Regions from separate parts of the Mus musculus genome. Here regions 1, 2, 4 and 5 are each linked to region 3. The links are chromatin loops, found by intact Hi-C in ENCODE. Cell type or tissue: heart. All regions are shown on one strand. Links, peaks and the distances in the headings refer to the core of each region. The heading gives the core; the rest is flanking DNA. Region 1 has its middle 4.2 kb from the start of Dcps. Region 2 overlaps Kirrel3 (kirre like nephrin family adhesion molecule 3). Region 3 holds the start of Fam118b (family with sequence similarity 118, member B). Region 4 holds the start of St3gal4 (ST3 beta-galactoside alpha-2,3-sialyltransferase 4). Region 5 holds the start of Foxred1 (FAD-dependent oxidoreductase domain containing 1).

Evidence for each region. Peaks named below come from ENCODE experiments on the same cell type or tissue, not always from the same donor. Only the 100,000 strongest peaks of a DNase experiment are listed, where the experiment ranks them.
Region 1: it touches region 3 in a loop (7-fold over the local background); 2 of 42 quality-filtered maps call a loop at or near these places.
Region 2: it touches region 3 in a loop (2.6-fold over the local background); 2 of 42 quality-filtered maps call a loop at or near these places.
Region 4: it touches region 3 in a loop (5-fold over the local background); 3 of 42 quality-filtered maps call a loop at or near these places.
Region 5: it touches region 3 in a loop (6-fold over the local background); 19 of 42 quality-filtered maps call a loop at or near these places.

The regions. Positions count from the first base shown.
Region 1 is chr9:35,177,129-35,183,253 of GRCm38, forward strand. No RefSeq gene overlaps it. Among named protein-coding and RNA genes, the nearest start is that of Dcps, 4.2 kb to the left of the region's middle. In heart, for the core only: no CTCF peak of the experiment used is centred there; no DNase peak of the experiment used is centred there.
Region 2 is chr9:35,027,715-35,033,839 of GRCm38, forward strand. It overlaps Kirrel3 (kirre like nephrin family adhesion molecule 3), which reads left to right. Exons shown (of 17, transcript NM_001190911.1): 14 at 618-725; 15 at 2,060-2,169. Among named protein-coding and RNA genes, the nearest start is that of Kirrel3os, 23 kb to the left of the region's middle. In heart, for the core only: a CTCF peak has its summit at 3,285; DNase peaks (open chromatin) are centred at 3,299 and 4,917.
Region 3 is chr9:35,265,074-35,271,198 of GRCm38, forward strand. Fam118b (family with sequence similarity 118, member B) reads right to left here and starts at 2,732. Exons shown (of 8, transcript NM_194257.2): 1 at 2,650-2,732. It overlaps Rpusd4 (RNA pseudouridylate synthase domain containing 4), which reads left to right and starts at 2,808. Exons shown (of 7, transcript NM_028040.2): 1 at 2,808-3,005; 2 at 3,329-3,494; 3 at 4,892-5,093. The coding sequence starts at 2,817. In heart, for the core only: no CTCF peak of the experiment used is centred there; a DNase peak (open chromatin) is centred at 2,698; H3K4me3 peaks cover 2,569 bases; H3K27ac peaks cover 1,759 bases.
Region 4 is chr9:35,113,758-35,119,782 of GRCm38, forward strand. St3gal4 (ST3 beta-galactoside alpha-2,3-sialyltransferase 4) reads right to left here and starts at 3,107. Exons shown (of 11, transcript NM_009178.4): 1 at 2,941-3,107. 4930581F22Rik (RIKEN cDNA 4930581F22 gene) reads left to right here and starts at 2,971. Exons shown (of 6, transcript NR_029475.1): 1 at 2,971-3,083; 2 at 3,612-4,589. LOC115487216 (a long non-coding RNA gene) reads right to left here and starts at 5,787. Exons shown (of 3, transcript XR_003948311.1): 1 at 5,413-5,787; 2 at 5,246-5,333; 3 at 3,443-3,531. In heart, for the core only: CTCF peaks have their summits at 1,069 (motif pointing right) and 3,011; DNase peaks (open chromatin) are centred at 3,124 and 3,924; H3K4me3 peaks cover 2,953 bases; H3K27ac peaks cover 3,112 bases.
Region 5 is chr9:35,207,647-35,213,771 of GRCm38, forward strand. It overlaps Foxred1 (FAD-dependent oxidoreductase domain containing 1), which reads right to left and starts at 3,409. Exons shown (of 11, transcript NM_001291448.1): 1 at 3,161-3,409; 2 at 2,299-2,519; 3 at 1,770-1,883; 4 at 1,392-1,510; 5 at 246-340. The coding sequence starts at 3,245. It overlaps Srpr (signal recognition particle receptor ('docking protein')), which reads left to right and starts at 3,557. Exons shown (of 14, transcript NM_026130.1): 1 at 3,557-3,759; 2 at 4,346-4,429; 3 at 4,702-4,865; 4 at 5,074-5,234; 5 at 5,484-5,640; 6 at 5,737-5,890; 7 at 6,101-6,125. The coding sequence starts at 3,643. In heart, for the core only: no CTCF peak of the experiment used is centred there; a DNase peak (open chromatin) is centred at 3,465; H3K4me3 peaks cover 2,693 bases; H3K27ac peaks cover 2,098 bases.

The sequences.
Region 1 (6,125 bases), core at 798-5,797, 88 kb before region 3:
GGAGGAGAGTTGGGAGGAGTTGGGAAGAGTTCTTCTCTTCCCGGTGTCCTTGGTGAAATTTACAAGGCAGGAGTGGGGAGTGAGTTCTTTCTGAATTTTTATCTCCGTGTCCTCAGCACAGGAAGGCAGGCATCTCCGGTTGTACAGTATAGAAACAAAAAGGCTTTTTTCTGGCTATAGAGAACAAAGAGCTTCTTTCTAGCTGGATTTTTAAAGATCAGGGAAAACAAGCTTAGGGAATATCCAGGGGCTTTACCTTCCAGGGAGAAATGCTCTAAATCAGGGTCTCACACAAGAACTAGTCTAACAAACATTATTCTTGTAAGTGGCAATGAGCTTTAATTTTTCAGACGAATGTAATGGATATGGCACAATTTTTTTTCAGTTCTTAATATGAACAAGATGCAACTTTCTGTCCATGTTTTAGTTAGTAACTAAGTACACCATGTTTTAATAATAGACTGCGTTTTGGATAGGAACATGAGTTGAGTATGACTGTTAAGTACAGGAACGTATTGGGGTAGCTGGAAGTTGGTATAATTATTTGCAAGTTGTCATTTGTCAACAAGCCTGAGGTTATCAATTATATACAAGACCAGAAAGAGATGTCCCCAAAGCCAATGGCAGTGACAAAACCTACTCTGTTCTTATGAACATTTCTGAGCGTTTTTCCAACTCAGAAAAATGAAAGAGAAAGGCTGCGCGAGACAAAATGTGTTTAATCCCAGCACTCTACAGGCAGAGACAGACAGATTTCGGAGTTCCTGCTAGAGCTACACATAAGGCCTTGTTTCATGAAACATTAGGTTGGATATTTGTAGCCAAATGAGGAAGGAAACTGTAAGTTCCAAATTGTAGGTATGTAATGTCAAAAACTAAAGTTAGCACTTTAGTAATAGATCCAGCTTGCTTGCTTGCTTGCTTGCTTGCTTGCTTGCTTGCCTGCTTGCTCACTTTCTCTTTCTGTCGACGAGGTCTCACTAGTAGCCCTGACCTACCCTGGGCTGGAATTCGATATGTGTATTAGGCTGGCCTTGAACTCAGAGATCTTCCAGCCTCTGCTCCTGAATTCTATACCCAGCTCCAACCTACTTTAAAATAATTTTATCCTTATTAAACTTCGAATGATAGTTTTGTATGAATTCAAGAAGAGTGATTAGTTATATCGACTTCTTTCATTCCACATCTACTTTGCCAGAATCCTTGGTGAGGGATTTCGTGTTAGATGTGTGTGCACACGTGTTCAGTGGGCATTGAACCTTGCAGTGAAGCATGTGCTCTGCCACAGAAGTACACCCCAAGTCCTTGAGTAGGCTTCCAACTTCTGGAGACAGAAACCAAGTCAAGTGCTCATCAAACTTCACCAGTCTTGCCTAGGTGGAGTCCTGTCTTGGCACCCCTGGTCCTTGCACGGTCTTTATGCACTGTGATCTTACATGCTACCATCAGCCAGCTGGAGTAGATACCATAGATAAAGGGGCTTTTAAAGTGCTGATTTGGGGCTCCTATTGTATCCTGCTGTTTGAGCAGCAAGCAGTAACAGTGTCCTTTAGTGAATTTAGCTTTTCTTAGATTGCTTCTCCTAAACAAGCATAGAATGAATGGTATACTCAGAAATAAACCTACTATTTCTTACATTATTTCAGAGACAATTCTAAATCTGAAACAATTATAAATCTGGGGAGTTGGTGTTTGTGTTTTGGCTCTTTGAGACAGGCTAGCTTCAAACTAAACCCAACAGGAGGAAAGACATACACTAGAATATTGGAGTATTCATTCATTTATTTATTCACTGTGTGTGTGCAGGTGTGAAAAAATCATGATAAAACGTCCTTTTACAAAGGGGACAAAAACTATTTGTAAGAAAAATGATTTTGTACATGATATAAAACATTATCAATTCAACTTATAAAGATGAGCTCTGCCACCCATTTCTTTTAAATTGTTTTTACTAATATCCAGTCAATACCAGATTTTATTTATATATACTCAAGCCAAAGGGAAAAGCAAGCTGTGCCATCCAAGAAGGGGGAATAAGAAAGAAGTTATCCCACATTATTGCTCACAGACCATTGATTACATACCAGGGCCTAAGAACCTCTGTGTGTCTCCACTAGACAGAAAGTTGAAGGAACACATTTGTTTTTAAAGATTTATTTATTGTTAGATGTAAGCACACTGTAGCTGTCTCCAGAAGTGCCAGAAGAGGATGTCAGATCTCGTTACAGGTGGTTGTGAGCCACCATGTGGTTTCTGGGATTTGAACTCAGGACCTTTGGAAGCAGTCAGTGCTCTTAACCGCTGAGCCACCTTACCCGCCCCAAAGGAGCACATTGATAAGACAATACAGGGGAAAAGGCTGCCCAACAGGTTCCCCAAAAGTCAAGCCAGAGTTTATAAATAATTCAAACAAGCCAAACTTCTGGGCATGGTGGCATGAGCCTGTAATTCCAGCACATTGGGAGGCAGAGGCAGGAGAATCATGAACAAAATCCAGACCACACATGCACGTTCTCTCTCTCTCTCTCTCTCTCTCTCTCTCTCTCTCTCTCTCTCTCATAGGCATTTTTAAAAGATTTCTTAACTTTGCTTTAAATTTGATCCCTATTTAAATGGAATCTTTTATTCTATACTCTCTGGCCATTTAACACAGTTTTTACCTCCAAGGAACCAAGGGAGACCTAGGTGACAGGATACAATGCTTGCTTTTTCATTTTTCAGGGAAGGGCTGGCAGGAGGGCTCAGCAGGTAAGATCACCTACCTGGAAAGCCTGATGACGTGAGTTCAATTCCAAGAACTGGAATAGAGGTGGGAGAACCAACTCTATAACCTTATCCTCTTATTTCCATGGGTGCCGTGGCACTCTCGCCCCCTAAACACATCATGCACATATAAAACACAAGGATAATTTTTTTAAAGATTTATTTATTTATTATATGTAAGTACACTGTAGCTGTCTTCAGACACTCCAGAAGAGGGCATCAGATTTCGTTATGGATGGTTGTGAGCCACCATGTGGTTGCTGGGATTTGAACTCCGGACCTTCGGAAGAGCAGTCGGCGTTCTTAACCACTGAGCCATCTCGCCAGCCCCAAGGATAATTTTTTAATCTTACGAGGAACTCGGAATAATTTGAGGATTCAAACTATTTTAACTTTTTAAAAATTTATTTATTTATTTATTTATTATATGTAAGTACACTGTCACTGTCTTCAGACACTCCAGAAGAGGGCATCAGATCTCATTATGGATGGTTGTGAGCCACCATGTGGTTGCTGGGAATTGAACTCAGGACTTTCAGAAGAGTAGTCAGTGCTCTTAACCACTGAGCCATCTCTCCAGCCCGTTTTAATTTTTTTCCTTTTCTTTCTTTTTCTTTTTTTTTGGGGGGGGGTTGTTTTGTTTTGTTTTTTGTTTTTTGAGACAAGGTTTCTCTGTATAGCCTTGGCTGTCCTAGAACTCACTCTGTAGACCAGGCTGGCCTCAAATTCAGAAATCTGCGTGCCTCTGCCTCCCAAGTGGTGGGATCAAAGGCGTGCGCCACCACTGCCGACTTTTTGTTTTCTAATTAGAGTTCTTTAATTGTATTAAGGTTGTATTAAGGGAATCCTCACAACTCTTGTCATATTTCTTTTTTATTATTACATTTATTTATTGCGCTAACTGTGCACATGCCACAGTGCGAATGTGGAGGCCAGAAGATAAACGTATGGAGTTGGTTCTCTCCTTCTACCTTACACGGGTTCCAAGGTCAAACTCTGGTCATCAGGTGTTGGGTACATCTTTACCTGCTGAACCCTCTGACTGGTCCTACTCCTGTTATATCTCTCTGAGTTTAGAATGAAAGCTCTTCAAAAAAAAAAAAAAAGCTTTTTTAAAGATGTTGTGAAGTTTATCTGGGCACACTCCTTTAATCCCAGCACTCGGGAGGCAGAGGCAGATGGATCTCTGAGTTCAGGACCAGCTTGTCCGCAGAGCAAGTTCCAGGCTACACAGAGAAACCCTGTTTTGAAAAACAAAAACGAACAAACGAAAATTAAATGTTGTCAATGTATTCATTTCAAAATTAAATCCTAAGGCAAAATGGCGGAGGGCTGTGCATAGTGGCACACACTGTGTCTCAGCGATCCGGAGGCAGAGGCAGAATTGCTGCAAGTTGGAGGTCCAGCCTACACAGCAAATACCAAGCCAGCCAGAGCAACATAGCAAGATGCTGTCTTTAAAGACAGACAAGAAAAATAAACTAAGATAAAACCAGAAGCCTACACGAGAACAGCTTCAGACACATGCTTTCGTCTGCTGTTCACAACGTGGAAAAGAAGAAATAAGGGTTTGTTTGTTTCATCTGCTATGACTGAGATATAGGTTTCGTGTGCCTAAAGGCCCATATGTTGAAAGCTTGGTCCCAGTGTGATGGTACTGAGGTAATGGAGCCTATAAGATGTGGAGCAGGTCTGTCATAGCATTACTATTGCTGTGATAAAAATATCATGACCATAAGCAATTTGGAGAGAAAGGGGCTTGTTTCTTTTTATACTTCCAGGTAAATCAGTCGCAGAGGGAAATCAGGCCAGGAACTCAAGCAGGGCAGGAACCTGGAGACAGAAGTTGATGCAGAGACCAAGACCATGAAAGAGTGCTGCTTACTGGCTTGCTTCCCATGGCTTGTCCAGCCCACTTTCTAATAGCACCCAGGACATTAGCCCAAAAATGGCATCACTCATAATGTGCTAAGGTCCTTCCATATCAATCAACAATCAAGGAAATGTACCACAGACTTGCCTATGGCTAATTTGGCATGGGCTTTTTCTTAATTAAAGGCCCCTCTTCCAACATAACACTAGCTTGTGTCAAGTTGATATAAAACCAGGCGGCACACCACCTGTCTTAGTTACTTTCTATTCCTGTGATAAGATGCCATGACCAAGGAAACTTTTAGAAGAAGGAGTTTCTTAGGGGCTTAAGTTTCAAAAGGTTAAAGTTTGTGGCTATTTGCAGCGGGGAGCATGGCAGCAGACAGGCGGACAGGGTGCTAGAGCCAAAGCTGAGAGCTCACATCTTGAGACCTAAGAGGCAGAGAGAAAGAGACACCGGAAATGATGAAAATCTTTTAAAACCTCAAAGCACAATCCCAGTGACACACACTCTCCAAAAATGCCACACCTCCAAATCTTTCCAAACAGTTCTACCAACTGAGGATCAAGTATTAAAATATATGAGCCAGGCTGGAGAGATGACTCATCGGTTAAGAGTACTGGCTGCTCTTCCAGAGGTCCTGAGTTAAATTCTCAGCAACTATATGGTTGCTCACAGCCACCTGTAATGGAATGTGATGCCCTCTTCCGGTGTGTCAGTGACAGTGTACTCACATTAAATAAATCAATCTTTAAAAATTATGGGAGCCTATGGGGGCCATTCTCCTTCAAACAATCACACTCCTGGAAGGTTGTTAGGTCATGTGTACCGGCTGGTTTTGTGTATCAACTTGACACAGGCTGGAGTTATCACAGAGAAAGGAGCCTTCAAGTTGGGGAAGTGCCTCCATGAGATCCAGCTGTAAGGTATTTTCTTAATTAGTGATCAAGAGGGGAGGGCCCATTGTGGGTGGGACCATCTCTGGGCTGGTAGTCTTGGGTTTTATAAAAAAGCAAGCTGAGCAAGCCAGGGGGAAGCAAGCCAGTAAGTAATATCCCTCCATGGTCTCTGCATCAGCTCCTGCTTCCTGACCTGCTTGAGTTCCAGTCCTGACTTCCTTTGGTGATGAACAGCAACATGGAAGTGTAAGCTGAATAAACCCTTTCTGCCCCAACTTGTTTCTTGGTCATGATGTTTGTCCAGGAATAGAAACCCCGACTAAGACAGCCACCATGGTGCTATTCTTGGAAGGACTTAGTGTTTTTTTTTTTTCTTTGTGGGATTGTGGTTAGAACACAGAGGTCAGTGTAGTGCAGTGTAGTGTAGAACACTCTATACCCTTCCCCTTGCTGTTAGCTTTTATGAAAACAGATTTTTTTTTTTAATAAAAAGTCTGTGCCTGACCTCCAAAATCTCCACTTTTCTATCTTTTCATTAGATCGTATACCCACATATTCTTGCCACTATGATGTCCCATGCCAAGAGACTA
Region 2 (6,125 bases), core at 400-5,399, 240 kb before region 3:
GTGGTAGCGTGGAAGCTGTGATGCAACTCCCCTGCTCCCAAGGCTTGGATATGTGTGGAGCACAGCAGGTCCTGATTCCCAGCAGGCCAGAGGAGGAAGTTGCCTCAGAGCTGAAAGCCCTGAGTTGTCTCTATGTACCCACCTTGTTCCACAGAAAGGGAAGTAAGGAGACAGGAGCCATTGCCTTTGTTGTTGTTGTCGTTGTTGTTGTTGTCAAAGGAAAGCCATGGACTTATGACTCACTAACCACTACATGCATTATAAATCCCTCCCTGAATGCTGAAGAGAGCTAAATTAGGCCAGCCTCGACCTGCATCTCCAGTTTTCCTCTCCCTGGCTCTCTACCCTGTTCTAGCATCTACCCCTTTCCCCTGGCTCCTCCCTACTCTCCACCTACCTTATATCCCGTACCCAGGCTCAACAATCCTATCCAGAGCTAACCCCCTATTGAACTGACTGTGCCTGCCCAGGCCCACCGAGGCATGCCCAGGAAAGTCCCACATGGCAGTGGTCTGGCCCCAGCTTGGCAGGGGCTGCACCTGGGGGACTGGGTGGGGCCCTAGCAGGACAGTAGTTTTCTCCTTCCCTCATCAGCCTTGTCTGTTTCTTTCCCGCAGAGTCTGTACCAATGGCCGTCATCATCGGGGTGGCCGTAGGAGCTGGCGTGGCCTTCCTCGTCCTAATGGCAACCATTGTGGCCTTCTGCTGTGCCCGTTCCCAGAGAAGTACGGGAGGGAGACCCGGGATCTCAGGGAGGGGGACAGAGAAAAAGGCCAGGCTTAGACTGCCCAGGAGAGCAAGTAAGCAGGAGTACAAAGAACAGGGGCCACAACAATGTTGTGAGCTCCTGGGGCAGGGATGGGTATGGTGTGCTGTTATGCACCTGGAGGGTGTCTGGCAGCAAGTGGGAACCCTACTGAGGCTGACCCGAACTCAACTGGCCTCCAAGTAGCAGGACAGTCCACTAGCACTTTGGGTTGGACACACAGCACTGTTATTTGGAGTGCATAGAAAACCTCAGAGGGAACAGGGTGGCTTGACCCTCCTTGCTCTGCAAAGACTGCTAGCTTAGCCTGAAAAGCAAGCCGCCCACACAGGGCACAAAAGCATGTGAAGAACTGCCCTGGACGGGCTTTTCAAGGTTTTTTATCTTTAGCAATACAGTTCTAAGGGGCCAGGACACTCTTAAAGAGCATATGGACATGGGGCCTCTGTACTGGGCTCAACTCTGGAGTAAGGGAGAGGTAGGATGGCAGAGGAAGTGCCCTGGGCAAGTCACATCTATTTATAGCCTTCATTTCCTTACTGGTGATATTAGAGGCTTGGGTGGTATAGCTTTTATCACCCCAACCACCTCTGAGCTTCTAGGATCAGAATACACTGAGTCACCAGGCCAAGCTATGATCACCTTGCATCCTTCACTTGTTAGAGGAAGCTACTTATCCCCCTCACATATCCTCCATTCCCAGCTGAGCAACCTTACCACCTTGTGGTAATCCAACACAAGAGCCTTGAAACCTCCCTTGCTGCCTTTCCATGGATATGACAAGGGAGAATATTTCAACAAGATTTGTCTAACAGGCTGCTCCTGTAGTTCAGGGTAGCTAGACCTCTGTGTACTCTGGATTGGCTGAAAGACCTTACGGTCTTTTTAACATTAAGATTTGTGGCCCTATAACTGGAGAGCTCAAATCCAGGCAGCAACAGACAGAGAAGACTTCTCAAAGTGAGAAGGGACTCAGGGTGACAGATCCTAGCCAGATGAGATAGAGGGATGGATGAGGACAACCTCTCTAACCACAGGACATGCTGCAGAAGCTAGGTGGCCTACACAACCAGTCTTTGAGGCCCTTCCAGCCAACAGTCGATCTCTACAGAAGTTCTGTGGGTGGGGGCCTGCAAAACTGACGTTTCAGAGTCTGAGGGGAGGTTAAATCCTGAGATGGAACGGGTATCAGGGGGTATAAGGGTGGCAGCAGGGGGTTGTGGGGCAGTTGACATGCCTTGCCTAAGAATGAGGACTGAATTCTTTGTCTACACTTTCCTATCTTATGTCCAGATCTCAAAGGTGTTGTATCAGCCAAAAATGATATTCGAGTGGAAATTGTGCACAAGGAGCCATCTTCTGGCCGGGAGGCTGAGGACCACACCACCATAAAGCAGCTGATGGTAAGAGCACAGCCTATGCCCCACTCCATCCTGAGCACACAGACTTCCCGATGCTCTCCATACTGCTGACAGGTAGCACATCCAGGCAAACCCCTCCTGCCCCCAAAGTAAGCCGGGCATGCACTCAGCCAATGAGCATTTATTTGTGCCTCTGTGACGTGATGGGGGAGATTCAAATACAACTTTGATGCAGTTCTTGACCTGGATCCTGACCACTGAGTAAGGAAAGAACCTGTGCTTGAATTCACATGTGTGGCTGCGTACATGTGAATTCAATGTGATCCTCTTCCTGATCCTCTCTGCAAGAACTGGAATCCTCCCAACTGTCCAGGCAGACTCACATGGGGAGAGGCATGGTATAGATATTCGATGCATTTTTTCTCCTCTTCCCTCTTCACACACACACACACACACATCTGCCAGAAACCCTGGTTTCTTCTTGGGAACTGGATATCCACCAAAAGAAAATGCAAAACTTCTCCAGCAACACCAAACTGCCAACTCCTCTTCCTGATCCTCTCTGCAAGAACCCGAATCCTCCCAACTGTCCAGGCAGAAGTCTAGTCAACTATGCCGGAAGCTCACAGAACACTATATCGTGGTGGCATTATCTGGGAACAGTGACAAGAGGGCAAGGAATAAAGGACAAGGGCTTTTCTGAGCCCCAGTGACCCCATCTATGAAATGGACATGAACACAGTAATATACAGAGCCATCATCAGGATTATAGGGTAACAACCTGAGTACATACGGGGTACAGTAGAGTTTTCCCTCGACATATGTGCAGAGTTCTGTCCTATAATTCCCAGATACCCAAATCTGAATGTGTACAAGTATAAAATGCTATATAACATTTATACAGATGCTACCTGCTTCCTCTCATATTCATAAATCATCTCTACTTATGAAGTGTAATGTAAGTGCTGTGTAAACAATTACTGTACCATATTGCTTAAGGATTAATGGCGAGTAAAATATGCACGTTTGATACAGGCAATTTTCCCTAAATATTTTTGATCCATGGTTGGCTGAATCGGCTGTGCAGAATCTAGGAATGCAGAGACCTGCCTGCAAGAGCCCGGGGGTTGCTTACTATTGTGCTGCTCTAAATTCACCCACTAGATGGGGAGCAACTGCTGCCTTCTTCATCCCTGGCAGAGGCTCAAGGTTTCATGAGTGGAACTGACTTTTCTCTCTGTTATACTTTCTCTAGTCAATTGATTTTCAGAGTCTGTCAATTCTGCTTCCAAAATATGTCTCAACTAGGTGTTCCATACCGCTCCTCCATAGTCACTGCCTTATTTTGGGCTTTGCCCCCTAAACCACTGCAGCAACACTTCCCCGCCCCCCCCCCCAATTAGGACTTGGCTTTGGGCACTTGTCACAATCCATCTTCCACGGCCCTGAAAAAAGTATCATTCTGAAACAAAAATCTGGCGGCCCATGCCTATAACTCCATCGCTCAGGAGGCAGAAACAGTATTATCTGTATGACCCTGAGGCCAGCCTGAACTAGTGAATGAGACTCTTAAATGTAAATCTGATCCTGTGACAATCTGCTGAAGTCCCACAGTTGCTTCCATGTCTGCTGGGTGAAGTTCAGCTACCCAACATGTCATCGGGCCCTTTGCCTCAAGGCACCTGCCAATCTTTCTAGTTCCACCTTCCAGCCAGACATAGTGTGGCTTTCCAGACACACTAAGTACGGGTGATCCCTGGTCTAGGAGTCCTTTATACATCAAAGACCCACGGTCTTTCTCCCTGTTGACGTCTCTGATAAATTTCATACCCTGCAATAAGAACTGGTTCAAACGTCATCCTCTCCAAGAAGTTCTCAGCCTGCCCCCTCCTCACACACTGGCAAGCTGTGCAGCGTTTTTGCTTTAGTTTTTGCTGCATTCCCCTTGAGCCTCTTTGACAGCCTGCTGCTGGACCAGGGAGCCTCTCAGGATACTCCAGAGCTTCTCTAGGGCAAAGGTCATGCATCTTTCCCTGGAGTCTCCCTGACACAGAACCTGACAGAGCATTCCTTCGCACAGGATGGAAACCACATCCCGCGCGTCTGAGAAGGAATGATGCTAATTAAGCTTCATCAGGTCCACCCCTCATCCCTGGTAGACTCTTTAGTTCTCTCCCAAGGAGGTCTTCCTTTTGTCTCAAAGCCACACCCTCAGGAAGAGGGCAGGTGTTCCTGAGAATTTGGGGCACAGCAGAGGGGATAATTTGACAGAAGGGACTTGCTGAGACTCTGTAGCTAGTCTGTCCCTTGGGAAGATATTCACGGATCCCCTTCCTCCACAATGGGAGATTTTATACCCTATGATCTGGGAAATACTCCATCATCAAGGGGAAGTGCCTTAGACTTTATATCTGGTGGGAAAGAACAATAATAATTTAGATGAAATCAGTACATTTACTGGAAAAGTGAAAAAAAAACCGTAATGCAATTAGTGGGGGAATAACAGGAAGGAGGCGCGCTGGCCCACAAGACTGAGATGCAAGAGACAAACAAAACACCCTGCTCAATAGGCTGAGTGGGAGCCTGAGCCAGGAGTGGCCCTGCAGGAGTGAGGCACCTTGTGTCCGGGGATAGCATCCCTCTGGTTCCTGGTCACTTTATACATCCACCATGCACTGTGGAAGCTTTGTCCTGGTCTTACACCTCATTACTCAGCTATTTGGAGTTCAGCTGCTCATTCCAACACAAATACCAATCACTGCATTCACTTTGGCCAGAAGCGTGCTGGTCAGTGACCACAGTATGCAAGGTCCTAAAACCAAGGCGTGCCGTGCCGGGGATTGGAAGGGAGCAGGATCTTTCCCCCAAGGCTGTTTGGCACTTGTCAAGGAAGACAGTTTTCCAGTTCATTTGAGTCACTGCTGTGAGGAAGAGGCATGGCCTATTTTGCTTTCTGTTGCTATGACAGAACACCGAGAAAATCAGGGCTGGGGGATGGCCCAGTCCATATGGTGTTTTGACACAAAAACATGAGGACCTGAGTTCAGTTTTCTCAGAACTCATGTGAAAATAAGCAAACACCAGCAATCAAAGTCTTGGGGAGGTGGAGACAGGAGGATCTCGTGTGCTCACTGACCAGCCAGCCAAGCTACACTGGTGAGCTCTGGGCTCAGTTATCAACCCTGCCTCAAAAACTAAGATACTCAGTGTTAACCTCTGACCTACACACACACAACTTTTTTACACAGAACTATATACACAACACACACAAAAAGGAGGAGAAGAGGCGTAGTGGCTCATACCTCCAATCCCAGGACTCAGGAAGCTGAAGCAGGAAATTTGCCACATGTCAACTTCAACTTGAGCTACAAAGTGAATCCCAGTCTCAAAGCAGCAACAACAAGGCCAACATAGCTAAGATGACTCATGAGCAAAAGCCAGTGACGCTCAAGGCAGACCACCTGAGTCTGAACCCAGAAGCAACACCTAAATAATTGTCATTTGATGTCCACACTGTGACTTGCATATGCAAAGTGCACGTGCGCATGCACACACACACACACACACACAGAGAGACAGAGAGAGATTTGGCCCATGTTTTCAGTTCATGTTCATGTGGCCTTCAGACCTGCATCAAGGCAGAATATCACTACAAAAGCATGCAGCAGAGAAGACTATCTTATGCTGGCCAAGGAAGCAAGAAGAGACAAGAGGGGGCCTGGTTCCAGTAGCCTCTTCTAGGGCACACCTCCAGTGACCTCACTCCCTTCCACTAAGCGCTACCTCCTAATAGTGCCACATCATGGGAATACTAAGCCTTGAACACATGGCCTTTGGGGGATAGTTCAGATCCAACCCATAGCACTGATGTTGCCAGCATCCCCACTGGGATTCCTTCCAACATCCTAGCACTGATTTGAAAGACCGCCATAAGAGCCTGTTGGATAGCTGGTGTTGATGTTCTGTTGATCTCAAGCGCATCTCCCAGGTAAGCAGAG
Region 3 (6,125 bases), core at 496-5,495:
ACAAGTCAGTTCTCCTGCGTGTGACTCAAGCTGTAGGCTTGGTGGCAAGTACCTTTACAAGTTGAACCAACAATCAGGTTCTTTATGTAGTTATGTAAATAAGCTGTGTTTGACTAGATCTGTAAAAGTGATGGCCCAGTAACAATGTTTCCTTCCTTGGGCTGAAGAAAAAAAAAAAAGTTTGGACAAGAGGTGTTTCTAATCAAAAAGACAAGATGAAATTGGTCAGGAAGTAGACAATGCCCCAAATAGCTCTGGTTGGAATTTCTCAAATGAGGAAGAGGAAAAGAATACGGGTTTGAAGGAAAGAAGGAAGTGGGTGCATGAACTGTTTTGTTTTGACACAGTCTCTCTATGTAGTCCTGGCTATCCTGGAATTTGCTATGTAGAACAGGCTTAACTCATGAAGATCCCCCTGCCTCTGTCCCTGAGGGCTGGGACTAAAGGCATGTCCTGCCACACTAGGCCCTAACTCGACTTTAAACTGTGAAATGCCATGATTCATGGGAGAAGCACTAAGGAATCCGTAACTTTTGTAATCAAATGAAGAGATAAACAGCAAACCTGAAATCTTTAAATTCTTCCTAGAAAATCTCGGACTAAGCCTTTTCCTCCCAGTGACTGTTGTCTTTATTTTCAGGCATTATAGAGTGTGCCTACAACTAAGATCACAGCTTTGTGTTGCTAACAATGACATCTGAGTTGTTTTGTTTCATTTTGTTTTTCTTTCTTTCCTGCCAAAGAAGGCCAATTCTGTAAAAACAAATGTTAATTCTTGAACAGTGCAAAAAAGGTAAAAGTATAAATATTTTTCTCGAAATTCTTCCAAACCATAAAGGTTCCATACCTAATATAGGAGTGTAATTAATGTAATGATGTGATTTTAAATCCTGATGTTCATGTCTTGGGAAAAGGGGCTTTCATGTGACTAACACGTGATCCTCAGCAGTTCAGAGACATTAGAACATGGAACTGGAGCTTATCAGAAAGGATAATTCTTTTAGAGTGGAATTTCTCAAATTTTATATAGGTGTTCTACTTGTGAATTTATTGGTGAGAGGGGACAAAGCCACTAATAGAAGAAACAGTGTTTCCCAAACTGTTCCCATGGAACTACATCCAGATCACTTATCTTATTACAGAAATACAGACAAGTCTTCCCACCATTCTCTACCTTCGTTCTTCACGTCAAAAAAAAAAAAAAAACTGACAGAAATATAACTGTTCAAAATGTTCATAAACAGACTGGGTGTGTGGGGGTGTAGTCTTTTATTCTAGCACTAGGGAAGCAGAGAAAAAGGTCCATGAATTGGAGGCTAGTCTGGTCTACAATGTGAGACCTTTAAGACAGACAGACAGACAGACAGACAGAAAGCAAACAACAACCCAACCTAACTCAGAATCACTGCAGCCACATAAAATATTTGTGAGCTTACTATATTAACAGGTTTGGGGATGAAAGAAGTCCTCCAGTAATTCACATCACACCTTGACTGTATAGCTGGTAATTCACATTTCAAGGACAGTACTTAGCAGGGGGGAAAAGACCGCGGAATGGGACGGGGCTTCATTAATGATCATCTACATTACAGCAGCCTAGTTGGTTTCCCGGATATACTTTCCTTTTTGATCTGTCCTGCTTTGTATTGCCACATTCCTCTCTACAATACCACTTGCAAGGGATTTCTCAAGAAGTTTCAAAGATCCAACTATCACATGAAGTTTAAATTCTTCAACTTCTAGTCTTCTGAGGCTATTCACCTGTTCAACTGTTTCACATGTGGTTTCCTTCTGCTAATTCATTTTGGAGGGAGAAACACCCAAGCCTAATTCAACTATTCATTCTCTAACTGAAATGCAATCTGGCTATCTTGAGGGAAGAGTCACTAGTTCTCACGACATCCCTTCAGCATCAGCTTCCCCAGCAAACGGCATGCGCATCCCAAGGTGTTTTCGAGATTACCATTCCAAAACAGCTGTTCATATTCCCAGCTGCCCTTTGGCGATAGGAGAGTCGTCGTTTGCAGTTCGGGAGTCTCTTGTAGGAAAGGGAGAGAGAGAGAGAGAGGGTTCGACGGTTTCAAGCTATGGAAGGAAAGACTAAAGGAGGCAAAGGGGGAAAAGCTCTTTACTTTCCTTGGGAAGAGTAGATAAGGGAAGAAAGAGGAGACCCCAAGAAACGAACTCTAGAGAAAGGTCAGTATAAACCCGTAGCGCTCTCGAGGTAGGACGTATGGGGCGGGGGTCCTGGATGAAGGAAAAGAACCGTCATCTTCGGGAGGACTGGCTACAAACAACGCGAAACAAAGGGGTTGGCAGTCGCAAAGCGGGAGGTTGGAATATGAGAGATCTGGGGATCTCCGGAGGACGAGCGGCAAGAAAACGAGAAAGAACACCACACGTCCCTCTGAGGACCCGCCGAGGACCTGGTTGCTAAGAGGGACCAGACAGGTGCCGGTAAAGACTGAGGAGCAGCCAGCTTCACTTCTAAGGACGCGGGGGCGGGGAAGTGTTTCTGCGTGGAGTCGTGCCCCGAAGCGAGACACGCTTGCCAGGGCAGTGCTCTCCAAGAATGGAGATCCGGGCCATGCGAAAACCGTTGGGGCACCGGCATTTCCCAGCCCTCGCCTGGCTTCCCCACACACTCACCGCGTCTGCTCCAAACGCCACCGCTCCAGCTGCAGCTACCGGCCGGCGCAGCCGCACTGAGCGCGCACCGCCCCACGTGACCCGTAGGCTACCTGCCCACGTGATCAGCAGGGCCCACCCCCCCCCCCTTCCTCCTCTCCGCGCTGTCCGGCCCCGCCCTCGCCAAGATGGCCGCGCCCTGCTTGCGTACGCCTGGTGTCCAGCTTTTGAGTATGAGTTCGCGTCCCGGGAGATTGTTCACTCCCGGCTCCTGGTCGTTTTGTTCCAGCGCTACTTCCTCTAGGCCCCTGAATGCTCAGAGATTGGCAGAGAAGCTCCGAGCCCAGAAACAAGAGCAAAAGGCAAAGGAAGTGCGGGTGAGTCTAGAGAGACTCAACTTCCGAGAAGCGATGCTCTCACGGCTTTCTTAGGTGTGGGGTGTGGTAGGCAGGTCCTGTAACAGCAAGTACATCAATGTTGAGAATATTCTGTGTGGTAGTCGGAATACCGCACTTTTGCTACTGCCAGACCCACCGCGTGGGTATGCAGATAAGACAGATGGCTATGTATGGTCCCAAAGGAAACATGAGTCAAATTATACAGTACAGTCATTCCACGGATTTCCACCTAAATCGCACTTAAGGCCATTCCCAGCGCTTCACTCCTTCATTAAGCTTTTTCCACCTTTCTCTTTCCTTAGGTGCCTACAAACCCCGTTCAGCGGAGAGTGCAGGAACTAGTGCGATTCACACAGCAGCTGCAGCGAGTTCACCCCAATGTGCTTGCTAAGGAACTGAGCCGAAGGATTCTCCACCAGGACAACGACCTCGTGGTCATTAATAAACCCTATGGTCTCCCTGTCCATGGTAAGAGCCATGTGGGCTAAGGAGAGAAACCTGCTGCTGCTTCCTCTTCCATCTAGGGTCACCCCTGAAGCTTTATTCATGAGACACTCTTGAATTCAAGTTAATTAAACCTTATTATCCCATGTATGTGACTACTGGTAACAAACCAGTGTCTAGTCCCCACTTGCAGATACCTGACAGTGAGCTGTATGCAGCCTCCCACAGGAATTATTGCAGAGAGATACAGAAGCTCAGTTCTGCACTGTGGGCTGTGTACAGCCACCCACAAGAATCGATGCGGAGAAATACAAAAAGTTACTTGCTAACTGTTATTTTCCATCAAAGTGGTTAAAACAAAACAACAACGAAAAAGGAGTTGGGAGCCAGTGTGCGACTGCCGCCCCAGGTCTAGGGGAGGATCCGGTGTTCATGTTCAGATCAGTCTCAGCAGCAGCAAAACTTCATTTCAAAATGAGAGAGGTAGAGAGACAAGGCTGGGAAGAGGAAATAATACACACGGTTGCGGTACACAGTAACCCCAGAGGGACTGGAACTTAATAGATGTCCTGATGCTGCTGAGTGTTCTGATGGGGGACGGCTGAAGTGAGTCAGAATTGAAAGGGAAAAAAAAAAAAAAAAAAAAAAAACATTTGTCAAAGGTCTGCAGGAGGAAAGTAAATATTTTAGCAAAAAAAAAAATATTTTAGTTGGAATAAATCACTCCTTTGGTGGCAGTTCCTCTAGGTTTCGTAACGAGTTCTTGCCTTACTATTTATTCTCTGCTTAAGTTTCTAGTTGTTGAGGATAATTTGTTTCGGGTATTTATATTTTATAGATAACAAAGCTGGAAAGGTCAGATGGTGAATACAAATAGTAAAATCCAGGGATGTCTGATCTTAGCCCATCATCTTTTTTGTTTGTTTGTTTTGTTTTGAGAAGGGGCTTTGTATAGCCCTGTCTGTCCTGTAACTAACTCTGTAGGCTTTGAGCTCATAAAGATCTCACTGCCTCTGCCTTAGGAGTGCTAGGATCAAAGGCATGCACCGCCATCACTCAGCTAGAGCTCATCTTCTTAGCCTCTCTTCTAGGGAATGCTTCAGTGAAGCCTCTCAGGCCCACAGACTCTGAAGAGAAAGTCACAGTGTTTCCCAGACTTATTACTTGAGAGCCCTTGGGGTGCTTGTTAAAATACAAGTTCTGAGTTTATAGTCTGGAAATGGTTGGCCTGCATTTCATTTTATAGCTAAGATCTCTGGGCCTATTAATATTAGTAATCCTCACCATATTGTTCATAGCACAACTGTAGAAAATGGAGACAATTGTTTGTTCTGTCAAGATTGAAAGGTGATTATTATCTCAAGACTGAGAGATTGTTCTCTCAAGAAGAGTTCTCCAGCCTCTGGCTCTTTCCTCCGTAGGTGGCCCAGGAGTCCAGCTCTGCATCAGTGATGTACTGCCCATCTTGGCAAAGATGCTTCATGGCCACAAGGCAGAACCTTTGCATCTGTGCCACCGTCTGGACAAAGAAACCACAGGTGTAATGGTTTTGGCTTGGGAGAAGGACATGGCACATCAAGTCCAGGAGCTATTTAGAACCCGCCAGGTGGAAAAGAAGTACTGGTATGAGGCCTGTTATTGTCACTAGGGGTGGAATGAAGAAACGCATCCCTTTTATCTGTCCACTGCACTACAGAACTGTTAATAGAAGTCACCGTACTAGAATTCATGATGATAACAAAGAGTATATGAACTAGCTTAGTACTTGGAATGTCGGGTGATAAGATAGTGGTTATGTGCACACGTGTGTGTGTACTTGGAGAAGTCAGGGTTCTTTTTCTGTCGCTCCCTATTTTATTGACATAGGGTGTCTCACAGAACCTGAAACTCACTGATTAACTAGCTAGCCTCCAGAATCTGCTAGTCTCCATCCCCTTGAACACCGGGGTTGCAGGCGTGAACTGCTATACCCTGGCTTTCCATGGATGCTAGGATTCTAAGCTCATCAGCATGCATGTGCACCAAGCACTTTACCCACTGAGCCATCTCCTCACCCCCTTTTGTTTGATTGGTTTGGTGGTTGGTTGTTTTTGATAAAAAGCCATACTTTGTAACTTTGGTTGGCCTGGAGCTGGCTACATAGACCAGGATGGACTTGAACTCCCAGAGTTCTGCCTCCCAAATGCTGGGTAGAAAGGCTGGTACCACTCTACCCAGTGCTGGTTTTTAAACATTTATTTGTGTTTCTGTCTGTCTGTCTGTCTGCTGCCTGCCTGCCTGCCTGCCTGTCTGTCTGTAGTACTTGGGCATGTGCTTGTCTATTCTTCTCCTTCCATTTTGTAGGTTCCAGGGAATCAAACTGAGTTTGTCAGGTTTAGAAGCAAGCAGCTTTATCTGCTGAGCCATCTCCATAGCTACTGACTTGTTTTTTGAGACAGGTTTCATGTAGCTCAGTCTGGCCTTGAACTTTGATCTTCCTGCCTTCTGAGTGCTGGAGGCACCATACCTTGTTCTGTAGCAGTGTTTTTTAGAGCATATTCCTTTAAAAACAGACTTGCAGCTTTGAATAGTATGCATGTTAAAAAATTTTTTTTTAGTATTCCTTTGAAATGAATTTTTATTTCGTGTGTGTGTGTGTGTGTGGGTTTTGGTCTG
Region 4 (6,025 bases), core at 1-5,000, 150 kb before region 3:
ACACTGTTCATCTCCTGCGGGGGGCGGGGGGGGGACTGAACACACAGAGATGACTTGGAGCTTCTCTGGAAAAAGCTAACAAAAAGAGGTGTAGGCTAATGACTACAGCCATGTACTAGCCATTTCCTTGTGGAAACTAAAATCTTGGGGTGAGAGGCAAGGATCTTTAGGAAGAAGGGGGATCCTAAGGGCTAGAGGAAATAGAAACAGGAAATAGGCTGAGCAGCACCAGTTCCTAGCAGGGAAGTGGTTGAATCGGTAACTCAACACTGGGTAGTGGAGCAGGTAGTGTGAGCCTCGCTTGTCCTGCCCTGTGATGTCCAAATCTATCTCCTAATGGCTGCAGCTCCACCTTGTTCAAAATCTCTAGGTTCAGCCTCCAGACCTTCTTAGGGCCCCATGCTCCCTCTCTAAGCCTGTGGTCTTGAACCTGACAGCTCTCAATTGCTGTATTAATACAATGAATATAATTGTCTTGTATTATCTGTCGCGGTGTCCTCCCTCCAACGTGGTGTAAACCTTGAACCAGGACAACAAGGGTTCTTACTTCCTTGGGCAGCCTTGGGGCAGGTACTCTGAGGAGAGAACAGAGGCCTGGTGTAGCCTGCAGAGCCAGGGCAGATGCCAGTCCAGTGGAGTAACTGCAGACTGGCCAGGCCTCAAGATGGAGCTAAGAAGTGGGACTGACCTCTGTTCCTCCAGACCCAGGGAAAAAAGGAGGTCCTTCCCAGGATTTCTGATGATTCCAGAAAGGGACTGATTCTTAGTTTTACCCAGAAAACAAAATCCTATGACACTAAAACAACTGACAGGGTAGAGGGGCCAGGGTGCTTTTGTGGGTGAGTCACTGGTTCAGGGCAGGGAGCAAGAGAGGGAACAGAAGAGAGCCTAGAAGGCACTGGGGGCTTCCTCACCCTGAGCCTCCTAGTGGAATGGGGGCTTCCTCTCTCTGAGCAGCAACCCACTCTTAAGCTAAATAGTCCCTTCTGTTTAAAGCCTAAGCAGGCAACTCTAAAAGAAAAAGTGTATCAGTGTCTTGCCTGTGTGTATTGTACTTATGTGCACCACGTGCATGCCTGAGCCTGTGGCAACCAGAAGAGGGGGTCAGATCCCCTGGAACTGGAATTAGTCACTATATGGGTACTTGGGAATTGAGCCTGAGTCCCCTGTAAAACCACTCAGTGCTCTTAACCATCTTAGATAGCAAGGTAGTGCTCTATCTTGGAGAGATATAATCCCAGAATAACCTTGGAGAATAACTCCAGAAGGGGCTTATTAAGACAGGGTCTCATGTAGCTCAGGTTGGCCTCAAACTCCACATAGAACAGAAGATGACCTGGATGATCTACAGTCAAAATGCTGGCATAACATTTCCAGAGTGCTGGGATTATAAATAGGTACCACCACAATATGTTTAGGCAATGTTAAGAGATCAAGTTTAAAGAGTTTATGACAGGTAAACACTTTACCAACTGCATTCCTTGTGTCGTTGTCCGTCCTCCCCCCCCCCCGCCGCCCCCCCCCCCAGTACTGGGATTGTAGGCAGCTCCGTCTGTCACTGAACCACACCCCCAGTCCCTAATTTACTTTTATGACTTCTGCCTGCATACCTCTCTTTATCTCCATCATCACCTTGAAATCTTTGGGGACTGGCCCAACTCCTGGCTTGCTGTAGTGGGGCTGGGGGATCGGATGTGTTGAGGAGGGTGAAATGAGTGGGAGGTGAGGCCCAGGGTTCAGTAAGCAGCCAAAGATGCCTTCCCCTATGCAACAGGACAGGCCATAGGGGATGCTCAGAGTAGGGCAGAGGCAGAATAAGTTTGAGGAAGCCGAGCGGTGTCAGTTTTCTCAAAGGATGTTTGCAGACCAACTCCCAACAGAACAAAACATGTCCAGTTATTTCTGAGGCCCTAAGTGACTGGCACCTCCTAGGTAGCACTCTAGGGGTGCCTGGGAAAGTAAGGTTATGGATGGTGTTTCACTAGCAAACTCACAACATTCCCTCTGTACCCCTGATACTTACACATATCAATTCGTTTACAACCCCCTGGGTAGAGAGGCCTGGAGGGGCCAAGTGGGATCTGTAGCACTGACCCTGCCCTGTGGTATTGGTGTGTGCCCCTTGTGAGAGACAACTATCACTGTGGTACTATTCAAACCCAGACTAGCCTTTTAAGCCTGACCGGGGGGAGGGGGGGGGGAGGATCTAGCCTAGAGGACAGAGAACAGAGTAGATCAGACTCATAAACCAGAAAGTCTACCCCTCGGTCTGGGAGGAATGGCAGTGGTACAAGACACGTTGGCATCTCGGGGCTGCCCATAGGTCTCAGCCAGCAAGGGTCTCAGAGAGGCACCTAGAACAGACATAGACAAGGGTTCTGCCCCAGCTCTAGGTTAACTTCTCAGTCTTATCCTAGGCCTTCTCACTGCCCATTACCCAGGCAACTTTGAAGCACAGTTGGCCCAAAGACCCCCCCTAATCCCTGGACACAGCCACCCTGCAATTTGGCAAGCCCACCTTTGGGCTTTGCCTCAGCGACCTTGCAACTCCAGCACACAGGCAGACCCTGCAAAACTTGTCACCTCTAGCAAAGCCAGCCCACACGTCCTGACTTCGGAGGATGCTAGAGGTGATAGTCACCCATTCAGCTAGGACGCAAGAGCGACAGGGTTGGGGGTTAGAAACTTTCCGGAGGATTGTCCTGCTCACTCACTCCTAGAGAGCGAGACAAGTCAGGCTTCCCGCGAAAATCTAGTCCAAGCAAGGGACCCAGCTCCCCAGGGCTGTGGCCACCCTACACCAACCCCGTGCAGCGTGGCGTCCACGTGCGGGGCCCCCCGACCACCTCTCCGAGCCGTGGCGGGAGGCTGCAGCCTCGCAGCCCCGTCACTCCCCGCCCTCCGCCGCGGGGCCCCAGAGCCCGGCTGCCGCGTACTCACCCTCGCGGGTGGAGCGGGGCGGGGCGAGGTAAATCCGCGCGCAGCTCCGATCCGTTAGGCGCCCCGACTGGCGGGGCAGCACTGGCGCAGTGGCTCCGCTCGGCCCGGTCCCTGTCCCGGGAGCGGGGCCGGCCTGGGAGCGGGCAAGTCCGCCTGAAGGGGAGGCGGGGGCCAGGGCTTGGGCGGGGGGCGGGGGGCGGGGAAGGGGCCGGACACGCTTGCGCACACGGTCGGGAAGCCGACAGCCGCGAACGCCGCGCTGGAGGGAGGGCGCACCGAGAGAGGGAGGGCGCGGAGAAAGGAGGGAGCTAAGAAGGGAGGGAGGGCATCGAGGAGGGAGGGCGCGCCGAAGGAGGGAGGACGCAGAGAAAGGAGGGAGTAAGGAGGGAGGGAGGGCGCAGAGGAAGGAGGGCGAGGGTGTGAGGCCGCGGGGAGACTGGGGTTGGCCTGGAGGCCTCCCTGGCCTGGAGAGAGACGGCCGGGGTGCGGGAGGCTGGATCGGGTGAGGGCAAACCCAGGGCAAGCGCTGCCTGTGAATGGCTCCAAGATGAGTATGCCCAACGTTGCCTCTAGCACTGATCCCACGCTCTCCTGGAAACAATAACCAAGAAAGGCTTCTTTGCTGTCCCCGCGCGGTTAAAAAAAAAAAAAGTATCCTTTTCTCTCTACAGAAACTCAAGAACAGGAATAGAAGTCCATCCTTCCAATATCCTCCCATGCCCTCATGGCAGTCAGGTGACCTAAATTGACGAGCCTTTTCTCTGCCCCAGGCCGGCCTATGCGCCCCAAACTGCTCCCTTAGCTCTTCCTCCTTTGCATACCCTCTCTTAGCCTTGGATAACTTCTCAGTTTCCGTTCTTGCTGAAGGCGCCAGGCATCCTGTCTCCAGAGGAAACCCCTTCAAGCCTTTAACCCTGATGCCGTGGGCTCTAGAATTGCCTGGACTGCAAACAGTGCAGAAACCACCCTGCAGGACTGTCCATTTCAGGAGTCAGCACAGTGTTACCCAGTTCCTAGCTTGAGCACCCTGGGGCTACAAGGAAAGTATTAGATCCAGTCCCCCTTCCCCCGGAAGCTTGCTATCTAGTTGCAGAGAAGGGGTGGCGGGTGTTGTGCTGGACTCCCATCAAGAAACAGGCGGCACAGGATGTGACTAAGTGTAAGTAAGATGTGAATAACTGACAGTAAGTGCCCAGGGTTTTAACGGAGTTTAAAGTCATCGTCAGGGGAAGCTGGAGGTCTCATGTGTTGGGACTCTCCAATTCACAACAAAACGAAGAGGTGGCCTCCAGCTTCTTCCATTCCGGCTGTTTCCATCTGAATTATACCTTGCATAGGTGGAAGCTCTTTGGCAGCTCACCAAAACCTAGTTTTATTTGAATGGTACCTTTGGCCTGACAGTCACCTAGTCACTCAACAAATATTTATTACATTTCATGTCCTGGTCTGGAGCTAAGCTGGGAATAGACAATACAATGACTATGTCTCTGTGTTTGGCAAGGGAAAAAGAAGAAGGCAAAAGAAAAACTGCTCGGGGAGAAAGAACAACTGAAATATGTCTGGCAAGTTGATTCAAGAAACAGTTGCCCGGCCTCCAAACCTGGATAAGTCTTCACCAAACTAGGTACAAAGACAAGTTCTTGCTAAAGGTAAAAATCCTTCTACCATAAAATTGAGCTTAAGAATCAGCTTTTTTTTTCTTCTTTCTTTTGAGCCTAGAGACTTGAGTCCTAATCCTGCTTCTGCCACTAAATAGCTTTCCTTTTCTTAATGGGGGGGAAAAAAAAGATCAGTGGAAATAACTGAGCTTATTCAAAGAGCATTATTAGTATTGAATGAGACAATGGAGGGGAACTTGTCCTGAAATCACCATATGATATATATGTGCTCAATAAACATGCAGACAAATGCCTTTTAAACATATAACATGCATGCACTCAGAAGCACAGCGTCAAGCCTATCCTAGCCCCCATCATCCACTTTATCTTACTATGTGTTTATGACTTGTCTCTTGCACTTTCTTCTTCCTCCACCAGCACCCCTTAGGGGAAAAAAAAAATCCCACTAAGTAACCCAGGCTGACCTAGAACTTGTGATCCTCCTGCCTCACCCTTCTGAGAACCAAGATTACACAGTTTCTTAACAGTACAGACAGAAGCTGAACCAGCAACTTAGAATCCCCTGTATCTCTGAGGAAGAGAAGGAAGCGATTCTAACATAAGGACTTCTTTCATCCTAGACTTCTGGGTTCTAGGTTCTTGCCAATCCCACTGCACCCCTTGACAGGACACTACAAGTTGCTTACCATGAGTCAGGGATGTAACAAGCTGGGCTTTGGCCTTAAGGGACTATTCCTTTCCGAGGTTAGCTGTGATGAGGTGAGCCAAGACAACCTTCAGAATAACAGCAGTAAGTCTTACTCGGCTGGCAAGCAAACCGCTTCCATCCCCATCCTTTTGCCTCCTCTTTTACCTGTCCTGTTCTCCTAGGTAGATGTGGCAAACACCTGACTCCTGGGACAACCACTGGAACCTCAAACAGAGGGAGGAGACGGGGTGTGGGAGGAGGCAGGTGCATCTGGGCCAGGAGGCTCCTGCTGGCCAGGCAGCTAGCTACCTGACAAATATGCCTCCTCCCAGACATCTGGCTCCTGTCCCTCACATGTGCCACGTTCACATCCTGGAGGAAGGGACAGCAAGATGCCATTTGAGGAAGAAATAAACCCAATCCAGCATCTCAGGCGCTTTTAAAAATAGCGACCCCGGGATGGTGTTTCATCTCCTATTTTTATCAGATTTATAAGGCTGGACCATGGCGTTGAGCTGTTCTCAGGGATCTCAATAGCAGGAGACAGCTCTATTGTAGAGTGAAAAACCTGCCAGGAGGCCAAAGCTAAAATGCACTCCCAGGCCCTTTAGGTTGGAAGAAATCCCAAGCATGTAGCTCCTGCCTTTCTTTACAGCCAAAATCGACTAACCACAGTTTGTAGCTTTTTTTTCCCTTAAAATCTAAGCTGGGTATAGTAGAACATGGCTACAATGCCAGTACTCAGAAGGCCAAGGCAGGAAGATCATCGGGAGTACTA
Region 5 (6,125 bases), core at 790-5,789, 57 kb before region 3:
CCACACACACACACACACACACTTCTTTAGGGCTTTAGAAGCAGGGAAAGTCATCTTGACCAACTCTACTAGAGTTCAGTCATGCTGAAGGCCAGAGAAGTAGCATGGTTTGGGGCAGACCCTGTTACTCAGGAGGAAAGTGGTCCTCCTTCAGTATGGAGATGGCACACTGAGCCTTCCAACCCAAGGAGCCTTCAATCTCCATCTTCAGGGAAAGAAAGACGTGCTTTGATGGTGAGCCTCACCATAAGACGCCAGAGCTACTCCTTCTACGTTTATCCAGGGAAACTTGGTCTGCAGCTGCTCAGGAGACATCAGGCAGACTTTGGCTCCTTCCTGCCTAAGAGAAATGTGTGCATCTCAGTTAATGTGTTAGGGAGAATATTCTGAGGGGAGAAACATGGACCCTGACTCCAGGAGAGGACGTCCAGTTCACTCAGTTCTGTCTGTCCCAAATGCCCCATTTCTCTTGACTGCTGGATGTGAAGGCTCATTTTTCCTTTTCTACATTCCTCTCTCCCTTCAGTACTCTCAACTCCTTGCCCTACTCTATCTCCTTTCACAAGATGGTGGGGAACCACGCACCACTGCCTCCTGTAAAACACTTTCTTCTCTGCTGCCTAGCACAACCTTGTCCCTCAGAATGAGTGTCTCCTCTAGAACACTAACTGGCCAGGGAATCAGAGTGCCAAGAAACACTCCTATGAGCCAGTGTCTAGTTTAAACTGAGGCTCAATGCCAGCTTTACTAGATCTTGTCCCAGTTTCCCCACATGTAAAATGGGATGTTCTGATTAAATTAATTAATGAGTTAGCATCCGCAGACATTTATCTGGTTTCACTAGTGAGATTCACAGCATATCAGAAGAGAGCCTGTGCATACCATATCACAAAGATGTTCAACCCTTAATTGATGTGAAGCTCAATGTGCTAAGGCCAACCTGCTGCCTACTTTTATTTGTGGACCACACTCAATTATTTCTATGTTTTTTGTCTGTGGCTACTTTTGTGCTATAATGGCAGAGCAGAAAAGTTGAAACAGAGACAAAATGACAAGAAAACCTAAAATATTTACTGTCTGGCCCTTTATAGAATTTGCTGATCCCTAAATTAGGATTCTTGTTAGAAGCCCAGTACCCTGGCCACTCCCTAGAGATTCTGGTTTGTTAGGTTTGGGAGTATCTTACATGGGTGCTAAGTGTCCACGACTGGGCGATAGTCCTCGTCATGGGGCCTTGAAGGTTAAATAGGCCCATTTTTCCTGATAATAAGAGCTACTAATGAGGAGATTCTTATGACTTGACCTTCAGCTTCCCGATTTCTAACTTGGTATAAGAGCTCAGTGAAGTATGTGAAGCCAAGAAGCAGCTCAGGGCAGTGCTGGGCACCCACCTTTGCATTTTCACATTGTTTTCCAAGGTGGCAGCATCCTTTTCTGAAGCTAGCAAGAGACAGCCGGAAGGGTTGAACTGAAGTTCCACAGGAGGAGCATCCACCACAGCCAGGTACTCCTGAGTGCAAAGAAAAAGAGCTGCTCTCCAAGGAGGCTGACAAAAGGGAACCTCCCTGGCCTCACCACAGCTCCAGGAGCAGTGGCCCAGATCAGGACAAACCCTTCTCTAGGCACCAACACTGGAAGACAGTCAAGGATCCCAATATCTTGTTGCCTCAAACACACTCTTCTCCTTGGTTCCCCTTACCAGCTAGGCTACTGATCTCTGGGCTAAAGAAGGGACTCCCACCCCAGCCTTCAAATCTTACTGTACATACATTTATGTTCCGGAGAAAGTTGATTGAAAAGAGTGAGAGCTGGACATTCTCAGGCACGGAAAACTGCTGCCAAATCCCGCCCACAGAAGGCCCTGTGGAGGAAGCCCGTGAATACTGTGAAAAGAAAAACCGACGTAGACTGTCATGATGTAATATATAATGGAATCCTGCAATGGAAGCTGTCAGTTATACATTTAAATGCAAAGGGGAATCATTTTTCAAGGAGCAAGTATGGGTAAATGTTCTGGAGCACGTGTAATCGGAGCACTTGGGAGGCACAGAATGGAAAATGCTGAGTTCAGGGCCAGCTTCAGCCATATATTGAAACCCCATCTCCAAAGAGATTAAACAACAGTAGCAAAGTCTCTTCCCCTTCCCCAACAAAACAATGTTATTGCTGCGGGTCTTTGTTGAGGGAGGAAGAGCCTGGAACTATTTCTTAAGCTCCAAAGTCCAAAGCACAGTCCCTGCCCTCAATGCCACAGTCTGTGTCCTCAATAAGATGACTGCCCTTACTCCCTGACCTCACCGTGTGGTCCTGCTCCACCACCAGCACCCGAATGGCACCTCTTCTACTCTCCAGCTTCTTCAGCCAAAAGGCCACAGACAGACCAAGAATCCCACCTCCTATGATGACCACATCCGCCTGTTCTGGGGGCAGGTGGCTGGTGTCATACAGCACTTCATATTTCTTTCCAGGCAGGATGGAATCAACCTTCTTCTTAAAGTCAGACACCTTTGCATCCCAGTCTGCAGGACATAGTTACAGTTAGATGACTTATGTTCTTTTCTGCGTGGTTGGGGGTTGGAGGATGGGTACAGGAAAAGGGGGGCTGAAATAGGCATTTGGATTGCCACACCTCCAATGTCATCCTTTCTCATAAGATCAACTCATATGCAGCAGTATTGTTAGAACTTTGTTGTTTGGTCTTTGTCCCACCAGGCCCCAATATCATGGATCTCTAACACTGGAAGATTCAACTTCCTGAAATTACTTTCTGTTTCCCCATCAAGCGAGATGTGACTCACATTATTTAGCTCTTGCAGATCTCTCTCCCTCCTGAACCCCATTCTCAGATATGCCAGGCCCAGGGAACGAGTCCCTAGTATACTTCATACTGCACAGCCTTCTAAAGCCGGGCACCTTTGTAATGGTTTCTTATCCTTATCCATCATCGCCAGCAAGCTTCCATTTATATGGCATTGTCCACTGGGAAGTGCCTCCTTGAGAGCCATACACTTGCCTCGGCTCTTTGACCTTTAGTAGGCAAGCCTACCCCTTCCCCCAGCTAACTCGCTGTCCCGCCCGCACGAGGCAGGGGGTCGAACCTTGAAGGTCACATCTATGGAGGGTTTGGGCTCCCCAGAACCACTGCTGCCCTCAGCTTTACCCAGAGTAAAGCCTCCTTTGCGTGTGCGTAGCCCCCGGTATGGGAGGCCCGGGCCCAAGCCAAGACGCAGCGCTCTGCGAAACATGGCCTTAGAGCCCGGCTTCTTTCAGCTTGAGGTGGGTTCCCCTCAAGCCGACTCTGTCCTTCCTGTCATCGGTCCGCGCCACGGGGAATAGACACGAACGCGCCGATTAGCCGGCAGTGCTCTTCAGGCTCCACCCCTCCACGCTATAGGGGAGCTATCGCCTCTGGAGTCCCGCCCCTGTGTGCTATTGGTCAGGCTTGAGTCTACGTCATCTCGCGCGCCCTGAGCGGGAAAGGGGCGGGACCACGGAGGCTCGTAGCGGAAGTGCGGCTGAACCGGTTTCCGGGGGCTGCTGGTGTGACGTGTCCCGCGCTTGGCGCAGCAGGAAGCGGCGGCGGCGGACGCGGCCCGAGTTCCCGGCCCCGGTCTCGGCCTCAAGTCTTCTCCCGCTTCCGTCATGCTTGACTTCTTCACCATCTTCTCGAAGGGCGGGCTTGTGCTCTGGTGTTTCCAGGGCGTGAGCGACTCGTGCACCGGGCCCGTCAACGCGTTGATTCGTTCCGTACTGCTGCAGGTACCACCCCCGCGGGGCAGAACTCCGGGCTGTCGTCCCTCAGACCCAGACTGTGGTCCCCTTTCCAGTAGTCACTCCGCACTTTCCGTTCTGATCTCCTCAAACTGGTCGGTTACCGGCCACCCAGGATCGACTTCCTTGCCTGGATCACAGTATCCCGAAACTTTGCGACGCCCCCCACTCCTCCCGTTTCCGGGGCTCTAGCCACGTTCTGGCGTCCTAATGGACTCGAACTCCCTCTCCACTCATCCGAGCAGCGTGGTTTTCTGCTGTTTTGACGTTGGGTGAAACTGTGGATGCGAGAACACCTTTCAGGAACAGTAGATGGTTCACAGCTGCTAGAAGATCTGATTGTTTATATATGACTGTTTACTTCCTGGCTCCCACGTGTCCTGTCTCCTGTCCCAGCTTTACCCCTTGTCCTTACCTGGTGTCTGTCTGTCTGTCTTTTTTTCTCACGGGGTGCTAGAAATGTCCCAGAACTCCCTTGTTGAGGGCAGGATTATATCTGGTTATTTCCCAAACGTAGTCCAAAGTCTGGTTTTGCTGTGGATGTAGCCTGACTGCTGAAACGCTCTTTTTCCAGGAACGGGGCGGTAACAACTCTTTCACTCATGAGGCTCTCACACTCAAGTATAAACTGGACAACCAGTTTGAGCTGGTGTTTGTGGTAAGTGGGGGTATGTTAGAAAGACAAGTTATGTTCTCAACAGCATCCCCACTGATGAACCTAATTAATTGTGGGTATTGTGTATGTGATAAAGTGATAGAAAAAAGTTAGGAATGTGGAGGGGAGAAAGCAAGCGACTTCTGGGTAAGATTGTAAGCTTGGCTCTCCCGGGGCAGGAAACCTATCTCTGGAGGCTTGGGTTGAGTTGGCTTCCTTCCATTCTGGGCTGGCATGTAAGGAGATCTATTGGCTCCGTCTCCTTCCATAAACAGGTTGGCTTTCAGAAGATCCTCACGCTGACCTATGTAGACAAGTTGATAGATGATGTGCACCGACTGTTCCGGGATAAGTATCGCACAGAGATCCAACAACAGAGTGCTTTAAGTCTATTGAATGGCACATTTGATTTCCAAAATGACTTCCTGCGGCTCCTTCGGTGAGAGGCTTTCCTCCGTTCAAAGGGAAAATTTTCATGATTTAAGAGTGCCTGCCTGTCGGTGGCGCATCAATATTTACATGGGTTCAAACCAGTCACATTTTGTAGCTTGTTTCTTATAGTCCTTTTGATATGTGGGATCTTTTTCTTAAGTCAGAGTTGTCCTCTTGTATGGGTAGAAAGACCAACTAGTCTCTTTTCTCTTTAGTGAAGCAGAGGAGAGCAGTAAGATCCGTGCTCCCACTACCATGAAGAAATTTGAAGATTCTGAAAAAGCTAAGAAACCTGTGAGGTCCATGATTGAAACACGGGGGGAAAAGACCAAGGAAAAAGCAAAAAACAACAAAAAAAGGGGGGCCAAAAAGGAAGGTGTGTTTGAGTTTCCTGACCCTGCTAGGGCATACAAGATGTTAGCATAGTATTATAAAACTCTGTGGTACTCTTTGACATTGCTAGCCTCCTTTAACTTAATGCTCACCACCCTATCACTCCCTTGAGGCATTGTAGTCTCCAAGGTGTTTGGTCCAAGTTGCTCTTTAGGATTTGGAAGAACTGTAGTTATTACCTGGGTGGTTGGGATTTATGTTTCTTTTCCTCCAGTGAGGTTTCTTTTAACAGGTTCTGATGGCACTTTGGCTACTAGCAAAACAGCCCCTGCAGAAAAGTCAGGTCTCTCAGCGGGACCTGAGAATGGAGAACTTTCCAAAGAGGAGCTGATCCGTAGGAAGAGAGAGGAGTTCATTCAGAAGCATGGCAAGGGTCTGGACAAATCCAGGTCAGCACTGTTACCCTGTCTCTGGTGACTGTTACCCAGCTGTGCTGGGGCCAGGGGACTCTCCTCTCATGTTCCTTCCTATGTCATCCTTTGCAGTAAATCTACAAAGTCAGATACTCCAAAGGAGAAGGGCAAAAAAGCACCCCGGGTGTGGGAACTAGGTGGCTGTGCTAACAAGGAAGTCTTGGATTACAGTACTCCCACCACCAATGGAACTCCAGAGGCAGCCCTTTCTGAAGATATCAACTTGGTAAGATGCATAAAGGTCAGAGTGAAGATCACCATTGGCCAGAAATTGGGAAGGAAACATCTGGAGGGTATATCTGGATTTGAGAGAGGAATGAACTATATGTGGGTTTTTCTAAGGTCTCAAATAATGTTGCCAGGGTATATCCTGGGCTCTTCCCCTCAGCTGTTAGTGTTCTTGATCACACCTCTTTTCTTTGCCTGTGTTCTCTAGATTCGAGGAACTGGGCCTGGGGGAC